2 separate regions of the Homo sapiens genome follow, and region 2 is linked to region 1. Evidence: chromatin contacts called from ENCODE Hi-C data. All regions are on one chromosome and are shown on one strand. Each heading gives the region's core, a stretch centred on a gene start or an enhancer-like site at or near the end of the contact. The rest is flanking DNA. Distances are from core to core; before and after follow the strand shown. Region 1 holds the start of EVC (EvC ciliary complex subunit 1). Region 2 overlaps JAKMIP1 (janus kinase and microtubule interacting protein 1).

Evidence for each region. Hi-C counts contacts between places; a loop is a spot of excess contacts on that map. Pooled maps may share reads with other maps.
Region 2: a map of GM12878 shows a loop between it and region 1 (5-fold over the local background). The contact joins the enhancer-like site here to the promoter of EVC in region 1. A Hi-C loop is called at or near these places in 1 of 168 maps with a recorded cell type or tissue (GM12878), 2 of 37 single-sample maps with no recorded cell type and 4 of 50 pooled maps.

Annotation. Positions count from the first base shown.
Region 1 is chr4:5,709,594-5,712,750 of GRCh38, forward strand. It overlaps EVC (EvC ciliary complex subunit 1), which reads left to right and starts at 1,608. Exons shown (of 21, transcript NM_153717.3): 1 at 1,608-1,961. The coding sequence starts at 1,788. RefSeq lists silencers at 1,567-1,616, 1,667-1,816 and enhancers at 2,287-2,356, 2,942-3,157.
Region 2 is chr4:6,179,488-6,182,644 of GRCh38, forward strand. The region is part of intron 1 of JAKMIP1 (janus kinase and microtubule interacting protein 1); the gene reads right to left. Among named protein-coding and RNA genes, the nearest start is that of JAKMIP1, 19 kb to the right of the region's middle. RefSeq lists an enhancer at 1,292-1,581. Within about 2 kb of position 1,549, at least 5 of the 41 ENCODE cell types and tissues checked have a DNase peak (open chromatin) inside an H3K27ac peak, as active enhancers do; they include GM12878, where a contact is called at or near this core.

The sequences.
Region 1 (3,157 bases), core at 358-2,857:
TGACAAGACCACAGGCTAAATGCCAAGCATGTTGCTGGACCGTTGGAGTTGTTTGACAGTCAGTCATTTAAAGGTTAATTTAATAGTCAACAACTTTATGATAAAGTAAAAAGCAAATAACCCTACATTTAAAAAATCTCCTTAGTATTTTTTATGGAGTCAGGGTCTCACTATGTTGCCAAGACTGGTCTTAAACTCCTGGGCTCAGACAATCCTCCACTTGAGCCTCCCAAAGTGCTGGGATTACAGGCGTGAGCAACCACACCTGGCCCAAACACCACATTTTAAAAACTAAAGCCTAAGCATTCATGGAAATGTAAAACAAGAGCGTCAAGTTATTGCCCCCATACATGTCCCCAGGAACCTTGGAGATGCTTCTAAGGTAATATATAAGAAGCTCCACATAGCAGAGAGTTTGCCCTGAAGCCAGACACAGGTGTAAATGAGACAAGAATTCTGCCCCACTCCTTAATTGCAAATGAGTCACCTCTCCTCTCCAGCTGTCAGTTTCTTCATTTATTAAAAAAAGATGAAGAATTTGGATAACAGTTCCCATCTTGCCATGAGGAAATGATGAAACAAACTAGAAACAAGCTGGACATCTAGGCTGAAAGGACAAAGCCCTCCTCTGCTGAAGCAGATCCCCATGGTGTCCCCTAGCCCGGCCCACACAGGGAATTAAGCTCCACAGGGTAGGTGTGTGTGTGTGTGTGCCCCTGAGTGCAAGTGTGCAGTCGTGCATGTGCATGTGTGCTTTACCCAGGCACCCAGGACAAAAGCAAACATCTAGTAGCTACCCCATAAATGTTTGTTTAAAGCAAACACAGTGATGAACTCCTTTAATTTTTTATCACTCTAAACAACTGTGAGATACTCACTAGCCTGGACACTGCCTGGTTTGTGGCTGGCCTATCCCCCAGCCTGCAACACACACACAACAGATTCTCTCCAAGTGCTGAGTAAATGAAGGATGGTGCAGTGTCCTGGTCCTAGTGGGGAGCGGGTGTAAGGGTCTCTTTATCCATTGTCTCAGTGGGGAGTGGGTGTAAGGGTCTCTCTACCCTTGGTCCTAGTGGGGACTAGGTGTAAGGGTCTCTCTACCCATCGTCTCAGTGGGGTCTGGGTGTAAGGATCCCTTTACCCATCCTCCTAGTGGAGACTGAGTGTAACGGTGTCTCCACCCATTGTCTCGACCTTCCCTGGGACAAAATAAGATTAAAACAGGAGTCTTCGCGTGAGCAAGTTCAGAGGCGTGGAGGGCGGTGTGTTCCCGGGAAGGTTGATGGGTAGAGGTTAGGGGCAAGGGCAGGGGGTTGGAATTGCATTGATCCCAGCGTCTTCATCAGGAGGATGGGCGGAGCACCCACCGCAGAGGGTTATTGAGAAAGTTAATGAGATCATTAAGCTAAATGCGTAGCATATTCTAAGCCTCAAAAAACTTAAAGGAGCCTTCTAAGCCTCAGTAAAGTTAAAGGGGTGGAAACCGGGCCCCCCTCCGGAAGGGTCCGGGGCTGGGAGGCGCGTCTGTCTCTGGGCATGCTCAGTGCAGGGGCAGGGCTGGGGCGGGGGTGGCTGAAAGTTTTGAGCGGTGATCCAGGCTCCTCCCTCCGGCTCGGCGAAGCAGGGAAGGGGAGAGAAGCAGGAGTCGGGAGACTGCACAGGCCAGAAAGTCTGCGGAGCGGGCCGCGCCCCTGGCCCGCCCGGGCTCCAAGTCCCGCGTCGCCGCCCTGGCGGGGACGGTGCAGCAGGCGGCGGGATGCGGCGGGGCGGCAGCCTGAGCGCCCCGGATGGCCCGCGGCGGGGCGGCCTGCAAGAGCGACGCGCGGCTGCTGCTGGGGCGGGACGCGCTGCGGCCGGCGCCCGCCCTGCTGGCCCCCGCCGTGCTGCTGGGCGCCGCGCTCGGCCTCGGCCTCGGCCTTTGGCTTGGCTGCCGCGCGGGCCGCCAGCGCACGCGACACCAGGTGGGTCGGCCGAGCAGACAGCGGCGGGGCGGGGAGCGCGGGGCGCGTGGCTTCTGGGTCCTGCGGGCCCGGAGCCCCGGCTCTGCGACTCCTTGAGCCTGGTTGGGAACTTCGCACGCAACCGCTTAGGCGTCGGGTTCCCCTTCTGCTCCAGGAGGGAGGTGGCGGCGTGACTAAAGGGCATTGGCCTGGGGTCCCCTGCGGTGCCTGTTACATCCCACTCCGTTGGGTGATCCTTGACAGCAGCCCAACTGCGCCACGCCTCGGTCTCCTCATCTGCAGCACCAAGGGTTTGGACAGGACGCTGGCCCTGCTCGCCATGGTGGACAGAAGGACGGCTGGGGCTCCCACGCCTGAATGCCTATTCCTGCTTCTGCCTCTTCCATCCTTGCGGTGTGGGTTACGTCGCCTGGCCTGAGTCCCAGCTGCCACATTGGCATTCATTTTTTCATTCACCCCACAGTAAAAGTTTTCAGGCACCTTCTACAGCCAGTCACTGGCCTAGGGACGACATTCATGAGCGGGAGAGACCCTGCCTTGAGGCTGTGAACCTCAAGGAGAAGGACGAATTGCAAGTTTGCAAGTAAACTATCGGTTATGACACCGCATGGGGAGTCTGCGATGGGACGCTGGCAATGCTAGCGTTTATTAAGTGCTGTGTACCAGGCACTGAACTAGACCCTCTCCCTAAATGATCTCAATGAATCTCCACAACAGTTTGTCTCTGCTTTGCAGATGAGGAAACTGAGGCACAGAGAGGTTAAGCAACTTACTAAAGTGACAGAAGTGTCTAACCCCAAAGCCACTGTGTTCTTCATGGATGAGGGTCGGGGTGGCTGCCTGAAGGAGACCAGTGGATGCTTCCTATGCAAGTGGCCCTCATGGAATTGGCTGTGCATGGCAACACCTGGCATATAGCAGGCATTCCATGAATAGTGGTATGGCCACTATTTTAGGTCCTTGCAACTTCTGCCTCTTTGGGGTGGGAGGAGAGTAAAGTCTGCGCGATCAGAAACAAGATGGCGTGGTCTTGCTACCCCCATTTCTGGCCCGTGGGAAGATGAGACAGATCTTGTGCGGTTTCCATGTAGGCACAGGCTCTTTCAGAATATAGGGGAATTTGGTGACTCATGGGGAGCATTACACCGCAAAGAGCTGATGAGGGCTGAAACTGAGATAATGCAAGATGCTCGTAG
Region 2 (3,157 bases), core at 299-2,798, 470 kb after region 1:
ACAGGCACCGTCAAGGGACAACCCTACAAAGCCACAAACCCACAGGAAACCAAGCCCATTGCCCTGACACAAACCTACCTCCTCTGCAAAAGGTGACCCTGCTCATTGCACCAGGCAGAGAACAAGGGAAGGGAAGTGGCCCAGCAGTGGCCCTGAGTCAGGCTGCATGGGTCTCTTGGGGTATCACTCCTGCCCCCAGACCAAAAGCAACAGCTAAACCAAGAGCTGCCACTCAAAAGAAGAGACTATTCTATGCCAGGTAGTATGCTGGGTACACCTCATCTCAATCCATCCTCAAAGCCTCCTTGTAAAACAGGTAGCAATATTATCCCCATATGACAGATAAGGAAACTGAGGCTCAAAGAGGTGAAGTCACTTTCTTAAAATCCATAGCTTGTAAATGACAGAGTCAGGACTTGAACCCAGGTCTCTCTGAATCTAAGACCAGTTCCCAGCTGCCCAAAGAACTGTGTCTGTTTTGTTTTCTATCCCTAGGACCAGCAGCATGCCTGACATCCTCTTAGAAGCCATGCAAGAACATTTGCAGGGATAAACAGCAGGCTCCTTCCTGCACAACAAGCCATGACCCTCTTAGAACAAAGCATATTGACAGAAAATTAAGTGCCACTGAATTAGCCCCAACACTTTCATAAACAGCAGTTTTGAAATACCCCAGTTCATGAAATGCTTCCAATATCAGAAAACCACCAACTTCAATTCCCCACCAAACATACCCACAAACAGAAATAATTTCTGATAAAATTGCTACTCGTAACATTCAGAACCCACAAAAAATTCTCATCAAATAGAAATGAGAGTTGTTTATCAACATTCAAGAGAACATAATGAAGCTTCCTTTAGAACATTCTGTGCACGTGAAGTCTTCTTTCTTATTGAGATTTTCACTATAAAATCTTATCAGCTGCTGAACAGGAGAGAAACTTGGAGGTGAGGATAGGCAATGGGGACCGATACCTGTGCTACAAGAAGAATTAAGCACCATAACAACACAGACACCCCTCTCCCATCAGATAATTTACTACAATTCAACAAACATGCACCAAGTAATAAGTCACCATTTATATAGCTCTCACTGTGTAGCAGGAACTGTTTCAAACTGTCCAAATTACCTAGTATTCTGCAGCCCTGTGACAAGGGTATTCTTAGTACCCCCATTTTAATGGACCAGCAGGAAGGGGTGAAGTACTTTGACCAACATGACCCAATTAGCAAGTGGGGGTGGAGGTTGTAGCAAGTGGATGTTGCAGCTAATTCAGTGACATTTAATTTTCTGTCAACGTGCTTTGTTCTCAGAGGGCCATGGCACATTGAGCAGGGAGGAGTCTAGCTGCTCAAGTCCCAAGCTTAGTATAAAAACTTTTTCTTTTTCAACTGCTACTTGCTGGCTCTTGGCCAACTCATTGCATCATTTTGGAATCTCCCCTTTATTAACGTGCAAAGACCCCTTAAGAAGTCCCAGAAAAGGCCCCAGCCATCAGGTCGTTTCTGTCTCACCTCTGCTGAAATGAGTCAAGAGACTAGCAAGTAACCACACCACCAAGAACAAGAAGGGGTAGTCAGTGACTTCCAAGCAAAGGGCAACTTCTTTTTGTGGTTTCTACATCCTTTCTATACTCACCACCCCGTGTGGGCTTGATATGACTAGATGCTGAACAGGGCGCTCCTTGACAGACACCTACCAAACACCTCCTGTGTGCACAAGGCTTTGTGAGATGTGCTGGTGGACGCAGTTCACATTTCTTAGGCTTCCTCTCAAGAAAGCAGTTCCAGAAAGGGTGGAGGGGAGGGTCATGCTGAGAGAGGAAGAGACCAGGGGCTCGAAGAGTAACACTAATTACAGGCCTGGAGTACATAAACCAAGATGAGCTTACTGCCAGGTTACTACCAGGTCACTATCAGGTTACCACCAGCTCAGTACAGAAGGAAGTCCTTCTCAGGTGCAGACATTTGCAGAGTCCCTCAATGTCTCAGTGGCTCCCCCATCCCTTGAGGAGCTCCTAGCCAAGCAAAGGAGACACTGTAACAAGCCCAGGTGATAACTGGGAGACCAGGGCCTATGGGTGCCAGCGTGGTGAGGGAAGGGACATCCAAAGTGGGCTGTGGAAGGGGTGAAATCAGGATATGCAGATGGAGGAGCAGGGGTCAAAGAAAAGTCAATTGGCATCAGAGAGGGAGAGCAGCAGCAACGCAAGCTCCATTCATTCATTCATTCATTCAACAGCATCCTAGTGCCTGTTCCATGCCAGACCCTGTGCTGAGCCTCAAACATGAATCTCACACAGCCCCTTCCCTCACAGAGCTCTAGCCAGCGGGGAAGAAGACTGTGAATGGCATCAGTCACACACTGTGACCATGGCTGTGACAGACAGATGTACAGGGAGGGACCCGCCCTGGCCTTGGGAGGATGGGTGATGCCCAAGGAGATGAGCCTGTGCAGACAGGAGGAGGAGGGGTCTGGGCAAGTTCAGGGAAAGCAGACGATTCAATAAGGTAAGGGACAGTGTTATGGAGTGAATGTTTATGTCCCCCCAAATTGATACATTGAAACCCTATGGTGGGTAATTAGGTCATCAGGGTGAAGCCCTCATGATGAGATTAGTGACCTTATAAGAAGGGACAGGAAACCAGGCTCGGTGGCTCACACCTGTAATCCCAGCTCTTTGGGAGGCCGGGGAAGGTGGATTGCTTGAGCTCAGTTCAAGACCAGCTTGGGCAACATAATGAGACCTCATCTCTACAAAATTAAAAAAATTAGTCAGGTGTGGTGGTGCATATTTGTAGTCCCAGCTACTTGGGAGGCTGAGGTGGGAGGATCACTTGAGCCCGGGAGCTCAAAGCTGCAATGAACAGTGATTACACCACTGCACTCCAGCCTGGGTAACAGAGCGAGACCCTGTCTCAGAAAAAAAAAAAAAAAAGAAAGAAAGAAAGAAAGAAAAGAAAAGAAAAAAAGGAGGGGGACACAAGAGAGCTTATTTCCTTTCTCTCTCCACCATGCGAGGGCACAGTAAGAAGGCAGCCTCCTGCGAACCAGGAAGAGGGGCCTCACCATGAACCAAGTTGTCTGGCACCATGATCTCAGACTTCCAGCCTCCAGAACGGTGAGAAATAAGCTTCTGTTGTTTCAGCCCCTCTG